Linked DNA regions of Mus musculus: all the other regions are linked to region 2. Evidence: chromatin loops called from intact Hi-C (ENCODE). Cell type or tissue: left cerebral cortex. All regions are shown on one strand.

Evidence for each region. Hi-C counts contacts between places; a loop is a spot of excess contacts. Peaks named below come from ENCODE experiments on the same cell type or tissue, not always from the same donor. Only the 100,000 strongest peaks of a DNase experiment are listed, where the experiment ranks them.
Region 1: it touches region 2 in a loop (5-fold over the local background); 5 of 42 quality-filtered maps call a loop at or near these places.
Region 3: a loop joins it to region 2, with 6 times the contacts of the local background. A loop is called at or near these places in 5 of 42 quality-filtered maps.

The regions. Positions count from the first base shown.
Region 1 is chrX:42,538,520-42,543,519 of GRCm38, forward strand. The region is part of intron 29 of Tenm1 (teneurin transmembrane protein 1); the gene reads right to left. Among named protein-coding and RNA genes, the nearest start is that of Sh2d1a, 38 kb to the left of the region's middle. In left cerebral cortex, a CTCF peak has its summit at 2,383 (motif pointing right); DNase peaks (open chromatin) are centred at 1,795 and 2,387; H3K4me3 peaks cover 323 bases; H3K27ac peaks cover 221 bases.
Region 2 is chrX:43,428,325-43,433,324 of GRCm38, forward strand. It overlaps a transcript of Tenm1 not described here. Among named protein-coding and RNA genes, the nearest start is that of Tenm1, 160 kb to the left of the region's middle. In left cerebral cortex, CTCF peaks have their summits at 2,434 and 2,633; DNase peaks (open chromatin) are centred at 34, 777, 1,151, 1,972 and 1 more place; H3K4me3 peaks cover 2,212 bases; H3K27ac peaks cover 1,188 bases.
Region 3 is chrX:42,554,698-42,559,697 of GRCm38, forward strand. Tenm1 (teneurin transmembrane protein 1) reads right to left here. Exons shown (of 33, transcript NM_011855.4): 27 at 2,216-2,388; 28 at 947-1,182. Among named protein-coding and RNA genes, the nearest start is that of Sh2d1a, 55 kb to the left of the region's middle. In left cerebral cortex, CTCF peaks have their summits at 2,746 (motif pointing right) and 4,151; DNase peaks (open chromatin) are centred at 2,758, 4,204 and 4,609.

The DNA of each region.
Region 1 (5,000 bases), 890 kb before region 2:
TTGAGAGGAATTTTGTATGGCCGGAATATGTGTGGTTTTGGGGTGGTGATAGTGAGAGAGAGAGAGAGAGAGAGAGAGAGAGAGAGAGAGAGAGAGATTGATTAAAAGTGAAGAATTCTTTGGTTATCTCATGCCCAACACATAATAAACTTGTATTTTAGGATCAGTTATTTGTCAAAGTATAATACTTTGTATGTAGTGGATGTTTAATAAATATTGGTTGATGTAATTTTAAACAGAAACATGAGTCAGGCCTGCTGGTACAGGTCTATAAACCAGGCTATCCAGGAGGCTAAGGGCAGAAGGCTCACAAGGTCAAGGCTTGCCTGGGATGTAGAGTGAGTTTAAGGCCAGCTTCAATTGTTTTGAACGTCTCTGTCTCAAAATAAATTTTTAAAGGGTTGAGAATATAGACCATTTTTTTTGGGGGGGGGCAGGGTTTCTCTGTACAGGCCTGGCTGTCTTGGAACTCACTCTGTAGACCAGGCTGGCCTCGAACCCAGAAATCTGCCTGCCCCTGCCTCCCAAGTGCTGGGATTAAAGGTGTGTGCCACTGAATATAGACTACTGATAGAGTACATGGCTAGCATGTGTGAAATTGTAAATTCAATCCCCAGTACCATAGGAAAAGAAAGTCAGTATCAATTTATACACACACACACACACACACACACACACACACACACAAAACACCGTTTTATGAAACACTCTAATTTACTGGCAATTGAAACTTATTATTAAAAAGATTTTGTTTAATTTGTATGTATGTGGACATATGCATCTGTTTCTGTACCTGTAGAGGCCAGAGAAGGACACAGGCTATCCTATCCTAACTCTCTGTCCTATTCTCCTGAGGAACTATCTTTTAATGAATCTGGAGCCATCCTGGTGGGCAGCAAGTTCCAAGTCCTGTCCCCTACAGCATTAGAGCTCTAGGCAAACGTGAAGCTCTGTGTGTGGAGCTTTTTTGATGTTGGGGATTTGAATTCAAGTCCTCACTGTTCTGTAGCAAGCACTCACATACACTACGCTACACCCTCAGTGCTTCTGTCTTTAAATAAAAAGGAAAAATTCACCCAGGTACTCGACTATAATGCCTTGAGTTTCACTCTTTTGAGAATTACAAAACAACAACAACAAAAAAATAAGTTCAACTTCTGAACTCCATGTTGTGAAAACAATAGGTGTCTTTCCATTTTCTACCTGCAAATCACACAAATAATTGTGAATGTTAATTACTTAAACATATGCAATGTGAATTTTTAGAAAACGACAGAAGCATGATGTATGTGTGTTACACAAGGGCACATCCCTCCTATACTTGTGAGAATTCTTGATTTTTCAGTTGCTGGTCAATACCACGAAGTCTACATTATTTGCTCATTTAGTTATTATTTCTTTCCCACCACCATCATGCTGGGGATGCAGAACTAGATGTAGAAATCCTGTCTTCTTGCTACCCATGGAACACCTGCCGCTCGCCACATCTTGCAGTTCTGCCATTGTGACCTACAAATCCTCTTGAATAAAAGGCACAATCTTGTGAAGGCTTGGGGACAGGAAGAGAGGCCCTCTCTCTCCATCAATGCAAAACTCCCCAGAACCAGAAGGAATTGTTCCTGTGAATGGAACAGCAGGTGGGAGAACACTGAAGTGGGTGGGGTAGATGCAGTAATTGGTGAAAATACCTTTGTGTTATTTCCACCCCGAAAGTCTGATTTTCCAGCTCCTTTCCACTCTCTCTTGTCAGTTTGCCAAGAACAAATGACATCTGTCACTTGTGGTGTGGGCCAGGGACAATCACCATATGGCTGCCACACATTATCCAGCACCATCCTGCCTATTCCAGTCACTGTAGTAGCTTTGCCAAAAATTTATACTGCATTGCTATTGTATTCTTTCCTCTGTTTGCTTCCTCTAGCCTGTAGCAAACCAGTGCCTGATCTGTTTCTCTGTGGTGCTAACTCAGTTGCCTTGAAAGCCACCCACCCCCAGTTTGCTTTAAACCTTCCTGCTAATGGAAAAAAACATGGAAGAGATGATTAGAAATCTCCCGCATGCTATTGTTTTGTTGTCACAATACCATTTAGCCCCATTTGGCTGCTTTTTCACTTTGGGTTGGTATTATTAACAGTTTGTTCCAAAACAATGCTTATGAGTCTATCCAGTGTCCACTGTGCTACTGCAGGATAAAAAGCTATTCCTTATTAGTGCGAATAATAGAGTGGGTGGCTTGTGTTTTTTAAATAGATTATTATACTGTAAAAGAAATCTCTGTGAAAGGAAATAAAAGAGAACGATCATGGCTGTATACTTACTCGAACTAGACTAGAAACGAAAGTAGAAATTTGAAAAGGTATAACATTCACATGACCACCAGATGGCAGTGTGGGGCTACCTGGGAACTGAAGCCAAAGATTGCGTTCTGTCTCTGCAGTAAGCCTTGAAAACAAGCCTAAATAGGCAATTTTGTGTAAATGCGTAAAACTAAACCTTCTTATTAAATTATTACAAAATATATTTAAAGGCACTTTAAAAATGACTGAGTTTAGGAAACTGAAAGATTTACATCAGATATAATACAAACTTCGTTGCACCAGTCTTCAAAATATAATTAACTTAGAAAAGTGTCATAAATCTAGGCAGAAAATTAATGACTACAGAGAGAAAAACTAAGAATAATTGATTTTCTTAATAGAGAAGAGACTATTTAAGAAACCACAGCCATTAGCCAAATACTTATTTTTTTCCTAATGAGTACAAAGCATTGTTCACAAAATGGTATGTGTAACTTAACTTTCACCTACTCTAGAGAAAGTGAAACTATTTTCTTTTCTTTTCTTTTCTTTTCTTCTTTGTCTTTATTTTTACGACATTGTTGCATGCTAAGGTTTAAAAAAGTGTGATGCTGATTTAAATATATCACGGTGTCAGCCCAGCAAGGAGTTTTGCAGATGCAATGCCAGAGGATTTGGGGGTAAAGAAAAATATATTTTAAAGTTTGAACACTCTTACTGTATACGATGAGAAGTAATATGTGCATCCCCACCCATTCCCTATACCATTGAAAGAATGTGGCAGTAAAGTCTATGTTAAAACATTCCCATCTTTAGAAAGAATGGACAGAGTCACAGAACAGTGAGGCCCTGGAAAAGCACGTACAAATCCAACCTTCTTTCCCTAGGTTCCTTTGAATCCAAATTTCAAAGATGTTTTTATTTTCTTCCTTTTTTCTTTTCTGTTTGCTCCTATCTTGATTTACCATCAAGTCGAAGTAAGTGTCAGCTCTTTTCAATTATCTAGTTTTTGTGATTTATATTAAATTATTTCATTTTGGCTATGCATTTGTCCAGTGAATTAGTTATTTATCACTGGTGATAATAATATTACTAAAATCAATTTCAGAATGAATTAGGAAATCATGGCAAGAATATGGATGACGTGATTAGAAATCTCATGAATGCAACCATTTTATAAGTAAGAAACCATTCCATAATTATGTACTTTGTAGGATTGGACTTTTGTGGTTATTCTTCTAGTTAAAGAATAAATTACACAGGAAATAAAGGCAAAATAAGTAAAAGGCCAAATGATTTGGCTTGTTTCACTGGTCTGTAAACAATTGGAAGTTGTTGAAATTTCTCTTATTATTCTAGGTCAACAGGTCTTCCTTCTTTTTTTGTTCCCTTTTTGTTTGTTTTTGAGAAAAGGTCACAGGATTTGTGATTCTCTTGTCTCAACCTTGTCAGGGCTGAGGATACAGGTATGTGCTACTATGTTGGTCTGTTTTGCTGTTTTTTTGTTTTGTTTTTGTTTTTGTTTTTTTAAGGAACTGATACCTACTAAATATTTTATTGTATAAAAAAGATCTAATATGATGTTTCTTTTGTGTGATTCCTGAAGCAAATGTGATGAAATAAAGAGTTACTTTGGAAAAGAGAGACCATATCTCCTCACTGGTGTCAGAGAAAACTGCATGCCGTGTTGAATTTTAACTTTTCAATAGATATTTTATTATATAGATGGCGTAAAAGGGACAGTCTATTACTGTCTGTAGTCAATTAGCTGAGATGGTCACACTCTGGTGCTCTGGAGGCTATAGACCCCTTCATGTCCCTAAGGACTCCTGGCTACTTCCCAACTCACATGGGGAGGGAAAACTGTTAGGTTAGTGGCATGATTTTTAAAAATATACATACATGTGTTTCAAAAATGTGCATATGTACCAAAGTTATTAGCAAATTCCTTATGAAACATTTTGACTATGTGTAGATGCTACCAAATATTTGGATTCACTTAATGTTTTAATGCAGTCAATGTAGTCCTTAGCCGCGGGATTTTCCCAGGCATGCTTTGTTGAAATTCAAAAGAGGAAAGATTTGCTCTGTGAGATGCAGATTTCCCTTGCTCAGAATTCAGATTACAGATTCTAAAAGCTTTCCCAGAAGGGAGGGACCCTGAGAGGCTACTAAGTTTGCTTTATCACATAGGCAATTCTCAGGGAGGGCAGTGCTTCAACTACCACCTCTGCGAAGTAATAGCTGTTTATGGGCACACCACTTCTCGAAAACCAAACTTTGATGGTTGTATCAGAAGCACACAAATTGTCCCCTCTTTGCCATGTGTGCCATCATCTCTTGTATCTAAGAGATACTGATTACCCAGGGGGAAAGAAAATATCTTCTACTTTTCCTAGGAATGAATTCAGAAACAAATTCGATTGAAATGACTTAATTTGGAAGAAAACATTTAATGTCTTAGGAGGGGATCAGACTTGGCAAAGGTGGATGAAGGCTAATTGTTCTTCTTGTCTACGGTAATGGTATGAGTGGAAACCTTTCTGCTATGTAGGGGCTAATGTTTCACCAATGGTTCATGTGGTGGGATTATAATCTTATTCCAGACAGAGCATCGGCTCCTATTATGGATGCTGCTGGGGACTTGGTACACACAAAAGGCTACTACCAATTAGTACTCTCTGTCACCATTCCCTCAGGCTA
Region 2 (5,000 bases):
CGGTCCCCCGCCTCCTTGCCAGGTACTCAGCTCTGCTGGTGTGCTGTAAGTGCGCTGGACTTAGGGCGTCTTTGCTGGTTCCTGCGGGAAATGACTGTAAATCCACATTACTGTTCGAGCTGCCGCTCGGGCCCCCGCATCGCTCTCCTCCAGCTGGCAGTGGCGGAGCTCTCAGCCCGCGGTCGCTTCTGGGCAGGAACCGAACCTGGCTACTGTTGTGCCAGTGATCGCTGCCCAGGAGGGTATTTGCTTGGGGGTCGGTTTTTTTCTTCTTCAAGATAATGTGTATGTGTGTATGGAAGTGAGTGAGTGAATGAGTGTGTGTGTGTGTGTGTGAGAGAGAGAGAGAGAGACAGAGAGAGACAGAGAGACAGAGACAGAGAGAGAGACAGAGAGAGACAGAGAGAGAGACAGAGACAAAGAGACAAAGAGAGAGAAAGAGACAGAGAGACAGGCAGAAACAGAGAGAAAGAGACACGGAGAGAGGCACACAGGAAGAGAGACACAGAGAGATCAGAAGGGATAAGACAAGCCTCCTGGGCACTGGGAGGTGAACTCCAGGCTGAGCCGGAGCTCGCCGCGCGGCCGGGTGCCGGGCGTCTGCACCGCTGATGGCTGTGCTGATGTTGCCCTGGCCGCCGCCGCCGCGCTCTAAGGCTGGTCGCGGTTGTGCAAAAAATGTTTCTCCGCTACTCGAGACCAAAAAACCTGCCCTGTCTACTGAGCATGCCCGGTTTGACAGCTTCACAGCCTAGGCTTTTTTTTTTTTCCCTCTTTTCTTTTCCCCAAGACTCCAGGTTTTAGCCGCAGCTGAGCCCCGGGAGGTGGGGGTTGAGCTGGGAGGAGCTGGAGGAGGAGGAGGGCTGAAGGAGCAGGTAACGAGCAGAGGAAGAGAAGTGGAACTGAGACTGGTTCAGGAGTGTTTGAGGGTGAAGAGAGGGCAGGAGAAAGCTGGGTACCGAGCGAAAGGCAATATGGACAAACAAAATTTAGATTTCATACCACACTAGGATGTTTTCTGATCTCACATGACCTGCACTTATCATTTATCATTATTTCCTTCAGAGGATGAGGTGGAATGCAGACTTAGAAGGAGTGTTTGTTAATCTCAGAATCAACCCGGGACAGTGTTTCCCATTCACGATGTGCACAAGCAGATACACAGGCACGCGCGCGCGAACAGACACACACACACACACACACACACACACACACACACACACTCAGTCGCAAGCATGAACATACGCGCTAAAACTCTCCATCACTGCTTCAATGTGTGCTTCAGGACCAACTTAAGAAAGAATAAGTCTCTTGCCAGTTTAACTTTAGGAGGGATAAACTCAAGGGGGAGGGGGGTGTCCTCCTATTTTTCTATTCGTCCTTGCGCTACAGAAAAGCCAAGCAGGTGAACATGGTGCTAGGTACATACAAGCTCTGGGGGGGGGGGGAGGTTAAGAGAGCAACTCCAAATTGCCTTCCATTGAAGGTATGACCCCAGTGCATCAAGGGGCAGCAGGACAGGTCAGCATTAAGAAAATCCTCAAGGAAGAGTGTATGTGTGTGTGTGTGTGTGTGTGTGAGAGAGAGAGAGAGAGAGAGAGAGAGAGAGAGAGAGAGACATGCTCTTAATTTTACTGTGCTTGGCCACTCTAGCCCCAGGGTTCCCCAAACAGCTCTGTCCCTTACCTAGACGGGCAGGAGGGCACTAACCTAGGCGAACCCTGTTCACTGCCCCAAGCCTAGGATCCCTCCCTTCCCACCCACCTCAGCTTCCTCGAAAAAGCGGAGAAGTGGAATTTGTACACCCAGAAACTCGCTTGGGGAGCCTTAGGAGCCTGACTGGGCATGCTCGAGACTTTGGGGCGCCTCGAGTGGAGGCACTCTCCAACCGCTAACATCTGCATGGCTGGACCAGATGTGGCTGAAGTGGGGGAAGCTTCGGCGCCAGCTCCAAGGAGCCTTTACTGTTCCGGGAAGGGCGCCGGCGACGCCCATAGCTGCCTTCTTCGAGGCTTCCGAGCGAAAGCAGGACCGTGGGAGATACCAAATGCTTAGCCAGGGGAGAGCATCAACTGGAAAAAGAACAGGAGTCTTTGCAGACTCCTAAGCCCCTACCCCTCCAGCTCCACCCGAGTAACATCGAGGTATTGGGCACGCACAAAAGCACCAAGGATAGCGAGCCGGTGTATGTGTTCCCTGGGACTCCCAGCCTCTAGCTAAAGAAATGATCATCACAAGGACAGTCGAACTGTTTCCGACCTAAAGACGGTTACTGATGGCTTTCTTGAGTGCAGACAGAAGGTTGTGTGTAAATATGCATGTGTGCACGCATACTTTTTAATTTTCCTCTGCAAGAATACACTGGGCAGAACGACCAGCTATTACTGCCTTGGAAGCCCACTAGGGGTTGCAGTAAGGCACGTTTGGAGCTGTGGCTGGCGCTAATTAACCGGAAGAGTTGATCTTGCAGCGCATCAAAGCTTCCAGCTGTTCTCCTCCCAGGGTGGCAACAGCTGCCAGCGGACAGCTTCCGGGCTGAATGATCCCTGCACTCCAGAGCAAAGGGAGATCTTTAAGTTTCCAAAAATGAGGTAGCATAGGGTGACGCCAGGGGGAGATCTTAGCACCACGTCTTCCCATCTTTCAGGCTTTCAATACAGGTTATTTGTAAAGAGGGAGCATTGACAGACCATCGCATTTTTGAGGGGAGATAGTACTGGGAGCTGAATACTTTGGTGGGTGGAACATAAAGAATCAAGAGCACACTTATTCCCATCGTCCCTTTTCCAAGCAACCTTCACCTTTAGGCAATCATTTGGATCTTTGCTGCTCAACACACAGACACTTCCAGTCCCGCCCCATTGCCCTGCCAACAAAGAAACAAAAGATAACAACCGGTAGGGTAGGGGGTAGGGTGGAGACTGGGGAGGGGTGGGGGAAACGGACTTGCTTTCTCTGTGGTCTCTTGGTTAGGCTATTTAAAATTGTAAGGAGTGAGTGAATATAAAACTGGTCTTGCCATCAGTAAATAAATGATACTTCTAAAGTCCACTACCTTACTTCAAGACAAACAAGGTCTTTGTGCAATAACATTATTTTATAATATTTACAAAAGTAAAAATTCCACATTAAGAACTACCCAAAAACTAGTATGGAGGAGAAAAACAACCCTCAAACACTTATAAGACACACCTTCACCTCTCACCTTAGAGTTGATATCTTTAGTGCGTTTGTTGGCTTGTTTTCTGAAAGAGGTAAGAGAAACATCTATCCAGTGAATTTATTGATTGGAAATGTTCTTGAATTTAAGGAAATTCTGTAATCAGTGATAAAGTTTTGATAGAGTTCCCCATTAACAGAGGAAATTCAGGCAGAATAGAAAATGGGTAACCTGTGCAAGCCATAGGAATGGAAACTGAGATTCAAAACCGTGAATATCTCACTATTTCTCTGGCTGCTGGGTTTTTTGTTTGTGTGTTTGTTTTTGTTTTTTTGTTTATTTTTAAGACACTGGAGGAGGAGCCAGTGAATACCTAAAGATTTTATACAAGAAAACTCAAGCTGCTGGCCTTTCAGATATGTAATCATTCAAGTATTTCACCTTTAATGTCCTTTCTCTCACATGTTCCTTGAAATTTTTGAACTTTGTTCCTTCCTTTAGTCGATACACTTGCCTCTTCTTTTAGTACCTTCCAAGCTTGGTTTCCTAACTGTAGAATACAAAAGGGCTGGGCCACAATTCTCCATTTCCTAAGAACTGACTTGCTGATTACAGAGTTCCATATCCAATATTGTAGGTGTATTTGACAAATCATTTCTTCAATGGTAGAGATACCCTAGATATACTTATGCCACAAGAAACTGTAGAATATTCGTGTAGTTTACACATGAGACCATGCATTTCCATTTTGACTGTGGAAATCCTGACAAGGAAACAATAAATTGCTAGTTTGAGGCTGCCCCATGTAAAGGGCAACATAAGCAACCATAATGAAGCACACAATCACTATTTGCTTAGTTTATATTATTCAAATATTTTGCAAGGAATTTTGAAATATACTTGATTTTACATAATAATAAAAAACTGAATATACAAAACAAAGAAAGACTATCGCTTCAAGGGAAACAGACCAAATAACATATAAAGACAGAACTATTAGAATTACAGCTGACTTTTCATTGGAGCCCCTAAAAGCCATAAGGTCCTGGACAAATGTGCTGCAGACTCTTAAGAGCTCATAGAGGACAGGCCAGACTACTATACCCAGCAAAGTAATTCAATTAAAAAATGAGGTACATAGCTAAACAGTGAATTCTCAATACAGGAATCTTCCATGGCTGAGAAACACTTAAAGAAATGTTCAACCTCCTTAGACACCAGGGAAATACAAATCAAAATGACTGTGAGATTCCATCTTATACCTAAGATCAATAACACAAGTGATAGCTCATACTGGTGAGGATGTGACATAAGGGGAGCACTCATCTCTTGCTGGTGGGATAGCAAACTTGTACAGCCACTATGGAAATCAATATGGTGGTTCTTTAGAAAGCTGGGAATTGATCTACCTCAATACCCAGCTATACCACTCTTTGCATATACACAAAGGAAACTCCATCTTACCACAAGGACACTTGCTCAACCATGTTCATTGCAGTTTTAGTTATAATAGACAGAAAATGAAAATAACCTAGTGGCCCTTCATCAGATGAATAGATAAAGAAATTATGATTCATTTACACAATGGAGTATTACTCCACTATTAAAAAATGAAATCACGAAATTTGAAGGCAAACAGATAGAATTAGAAAATATATCACCCAGACCCAGAAAGATAAATATGGTACGTATCATTTATAAGGGAATATTAGCTATTAAGTAAATTTTAACCAAGCTACAATCCATAGACCCAAAGAGGTTAGGCAAAGAAGACTCTAGCAGAGATTCATGAATCTCCCTTCGTGGGGGAAAATAGATTTTATGGGTAGACTGGGACAAG
Region 3 (5,000 bases), 870 kb before region 2:
CACACTAGTAGATAAACATTTTTTTTTTGCATGGAGACATATGACTGGTTGGTTTACTGCTTCTCTCTGCAGCCTGATGGTTGGTTGGTGGTTGTATTTCTACAGCACTCAATTCCCCAGAGTTCTTTCTCAGCCGAGTGAGAAGAATGTAAAGCATTTTCTGTATCCTGGGTGTGATGCAGATGTTCTGAGGCCCAGCCTCAATAATGAATACTTCCTGCAGACTGGCTGTTGTTCTGATGCTAGTCAAGTTGCCAATACACTGGTTAATGTTCAAGAAAGGATAGGTGGAGAGGGTGCTGTGGTGTTTGCAAGCTTCCTGCACTGCAGGGCAGTGCTTCTGACAGAGGGCTCTGCTTAACTGTAGGGAACTGTTTTTTGATAAAGACTTGGGAACTCCCAAAAGCTTTCAGTCCTGCCAGACAAGCTCGTTTGAGCACGCCATCTCAGTCTCTGTCCAGTTCTTTGCTCCCATGGCTCTACATCGGATGTAGGGCAATAGGACCGCCCACTGACTTTGCCCTTCCATGTTGCCTTTGTCTAAACGGTGCCTTATCTCTTACACCATTTTCTCTCCACCCAAAAGTGGGAATGAGGGTCAACTTGGGGAATCTAATAAGCATCTCCAAGGCAGGCTGTGGTGGGTACTGAAGGGCTCCTTGATAAAGATATTTCTCTAACCCTAGACTTTCTTGGTGCCTGAAATTGCTATGATTAGAGCACTTTAGCTGGCTAATGACAAAGAAAGCTCCTATTAGAATGCACACTTAAGGATACTGAACCATTATTAGCCATTAGCTCTCTCTCGAATTAGTGTATCATAGAAGCTAGCCAGTCACCTGGAAAAGCTTTGGTGAAGTGAGACTTCCGTTGAGGGAGGCTCTTTACTTTCCAAGGGAACCCAGTGAACTTTTGTCCTTTGCTAAAAAGGGAAGGGCTTACTCACCCTCAGTCTTCTCTCAAAAGCTGAAACGTTGCCTTTGTTTTGCTCCTTTCTCTGTCTCCACTCAATGAGGTTTGCATTGTGCTCTCCAGGCAACGATATGTTGCATTTGCCTAGAGTGGGGTTGACAGCCCCTGCCAGGATGTGGGGCTCCGAGCTGAGGTTGATCTCCATCCCACTGGCAAAGGTGACACGTAGTGAACCATCTGGACTCACCCGATAGGTACTTTGAGTATTTTCTGTAGACAGAGGAGCAGAGGAGAGGGGAGGGAGGAGAAAGAAGAAGAGGAGGAGGGGGCTGGTAAAGTTGAGCTCCAAGAGACACATTTAAGGCTGATCAGATAGGGTATGGGGGCCTAATTGCACTCTAAGCTAGAACCCCACTCTCACATATGCATTCTTTACCCATTTGGGTCCTGTTATTTTCATAGCTGAGGTATATCTTGTGAACAGGATAAAATACTGCTGTGTCACACTGTAGGCTGGTCTGTCTGTCTGTCTGTTTGTCTGTCTCTGGTTGTTGGTTCTCTCTTAAAAGCATACACCAACAGAATTCCTCTCTGACTTGTTGAATGTGATATCTTAGTTTGATATGCTGGGAGCTAGAATGAGAAGAATATGAGACTCAACTCAGCATTCTGCCACCTGCGGATGGCATCCTAGCCACTGCAGATGACATCATAGCCACTGGAAAGTTGGTTTTACTCATTTTGGAGTGAGTTGCCCCACACCCTAGCAACAGAGTGAGTTCTGATGTCTAGACAGTGAAAAACTATTTCTTTGTCCACTCCCTCTATAGCTTCTAACACATTTCCTTTGAGATTGTATTTTTTCTTCAATTCTTTTTCCCTCCTCTCTTTGTGGTTTTAATTCTCTCATAGCACTTGTATCCTTCCCTGGTGCATTGCCTAATTTGTCCTTTGCATTCACCCATGTCAGATCTGATCTGGAAGGCTAGGCTCAGATGGGGCACAGACTCTATTATTGTCTTCCAATGTAGGAAAACCCTAAAAGAGCTCTACAAATGGCTGGGTGTTGGGAAATGACTTGATGGGAGACCAGACTTGGCAGAATTTAACCTCATTACTCCCACAGAGATTGGGGCCCAGAGTGGATATGTGAACTTGTGAAAAATCTGAATTTGTCTTTGTTCCAGCTGGAAAAGAGAAGGGAGAACCCATCTTCTCAATCAGAGGGGAATTTAGTTCCTTAACAGGGAGCAGACATTTGACCAGACACCCGAAAGCAGGGGGAGTTCTGAAGATCATTTACCTTGTTTTAAAATGTAGATAGTACTGGTTGCTGTCAAGTTGGTTGACATGAGGACATTTTCGCGGTTGGAAGTGTCTAGTGCCACTTTTGTCAGCTTCTCCAGGTCACTGTGGAAGCTGCTGACCTCTCCAGTAGGAAAAGTTGCATTGGTCAGATGTCCCTCGGGGTCATACCTGAGAACAGAACAAACGTCAACTCAGAAGCCTCTTGGCAGTAACAACTGGCCGATGGAGGTAAAAAATCATTTGGAAGCTAATACAGTTTTACTTTGAGGGATAACAAATATTATTAACCTTGTTGAATAAGAAGAAAAAGGTCAGAGGGATGATTAATCAAAAGAAGGTAGTTTTTGAAGCTTCTGAATTCCTGATGACTTCCTTGAGCTGTGCTGTTTTACAGAAAAAATATATATCTGGTAATGAATCACCAGGAGGGAAACCTGATTTATGAATCGTGTCCTGCTGTGTGCAATGTTCCAGGGAGGCCTCTGCAATTTGGGTCGATCCCACTCCCGGCGATGAATGATGAAAACCAGCAGAGGGTGCTGTTGTCAAAGACAAAGGAGCCACAAAAGGGCCTTCAAAGCCCAAGCAGGCCAATCAACTGACTTTGCATTGTGATGGGAAATATGATCATTTGCTGCTGTTTAAGTTGCCAAATTTGAAATGAATGAATCATTCTTCCAACAAAACGAACAAGCAGAGAGGATAATGGAAACATGTTCATTAAAACGTTCTGGAGGCCCTCGATCTTGGTCTCACTTAAATTCTTTTTATCTTTCTGGAGTATAGTGTAGAAATGTTTTGTAATTTGCCTCTATAAGGAAGACACACAAAAATAAAAATTACCTGGGATAATAGGCAATAACCCATATCTGGAAATACGGTCTAGTGGGTTTACTTTTTGTAAAAAAAAAAAAAAATCAAAATTATTGGCAATCTCACTGTCCTCCAAATGGAAACTGTGCCTCCCTGAAGGCTTTTGATGGGGAGCTGGTCTTTTATTGCCAATGGAACCATGAAAAATAAACAGTTCATTAAAAGTAAAGACACACACTTGGAAACCCATTACTGTTTCCTTTTCAAGTTGCAAATTGCAAAATATTTAAGCTCTTTTATTTGCTTTTAAAATGTTAAACAATTATATTCTTTTTTTTTTTTTTTTTTTTTTACCCCAAGTGAACAGGACCCAGCAAAGACACAGTGGTGAGTATGGCTCTCTCCCACTCTCCTTTCTGTGAATCTGGAGGCGTAGCTCAGTGCGATTCCATCGGTTTTGAGGACCTCGGCCCTAAGTAGCTGTTGAAATTTTAAAATCTAGACCAACTTTTGCCTAATCCGAAGAGGGAACTGCACTTGAGGGTATACACAATGCTGCTCCAAGTTTAATTTCCTATGTGTATATTGTGTCTATGGGCACACATAGATTATCAGTTAAAACAGTTGTGTGTGCCTGCGCACACAATCAGACAAATTGGTCATTTGATATCACAGACATGCCAACTGTTATGTCCCTTAATTGGGTTTTCTTTTGTTGTTGTTGTTGCTGTTGCTGTTTTTTCTTTAAATGGGCTTCACTCAAAATGTTTGGTGTGTTGTTACTGTGCAGGAAAGAATTCATTGTCAACACTGCTATTTGTGCCTGTGGTTAATGGCAAAATCCTTCCTTTGCACAGCCTGTTTGCTCACAGCCTGCTCTGGGCCTCTGCACCTGTAAGCAGCAAGCCTCCGTTCAGAAAACAGCATAGAAAATCTGTGCATTCGTACTAGTATTAGTGGTAGTGGTAGTGGTACCGGGGGGCGAGGAGGTGTAGGTGCAGGTATAGGTAAAGCCCCAGCCTTTGTCTGCCAGGTGGTGCTTCCAGAGGACGAAAACAATGTCCAGCTCTTATCATCAAAAGCAATCAACCTGCTGCTCCCTGTAGGTAAAGTTTCCAACTTGCAGATAGAGGGCAGCTGCTACAAGCTTTCCTCAGCAGAGAGTGTGTCAGTCTAGCAGCTTGGATTGTGCAGCAGTTCCTTCCTGCTTCCCATTCGGCCTGGGCAACTCTGCCCTATTGCTTTCCCTTTCCTGGATTCTGAGGGCTTGCCTCAAATCTTAACCAATGCCACTGTTCTTCATTCTGGCAGGACATCAGCCCTGAAATGTTGTAGGGAAAGGTGTTTGTCAGCTGACTTTCCATCTGGGAGGCAGCTACTTTTTTTTCCCCCTCCCAGCCATACAGACCTGTGTCGTATTTTATTTGCTCTATTGGAATTGAATCGGGAGCAAGAGCTCTCTACCTGAGCTCTACCCCAGCCGTCTCCTTGAGTTTGAACAACACTCCATAGGATAGACTTCAGTGTTTGTGTCCCTTTGTGAGACACAGACAAGTTCAGATGGCATTGAGAGCCATCAGCACACATACACACCAGAGTCCAGAGTTCTGGTGAGCCACAGTAAAGGCTGGGAGACAAATTTGGTTTGTTAACCAATCTAGTTACTATCTGTTAGCAGTAAGCCATATACTTTTTGCCTGAGATGCATTTTCCTGCTTATTTTCAACATCACAAGCACACTCCCGACCCTGCTTCCCAAGTCTGCAGAAGTGCACTGGGAAGGGCAATCTGCTTCTGGATAAGACTCAGATGCTCAGAAAGATGTAGGTGGGAGGGTGCGGATTGGTTCTTTTCTCATGAGGGAGGCAGTGGTTCAGGGAATAAAGTATCCTTTACTATAAGCTTGTCTAGTCTCTCAGTGGCTAGAAAGCCATCTTGCCTCATTTCTTCTCTGTGGCTGGGCAGGC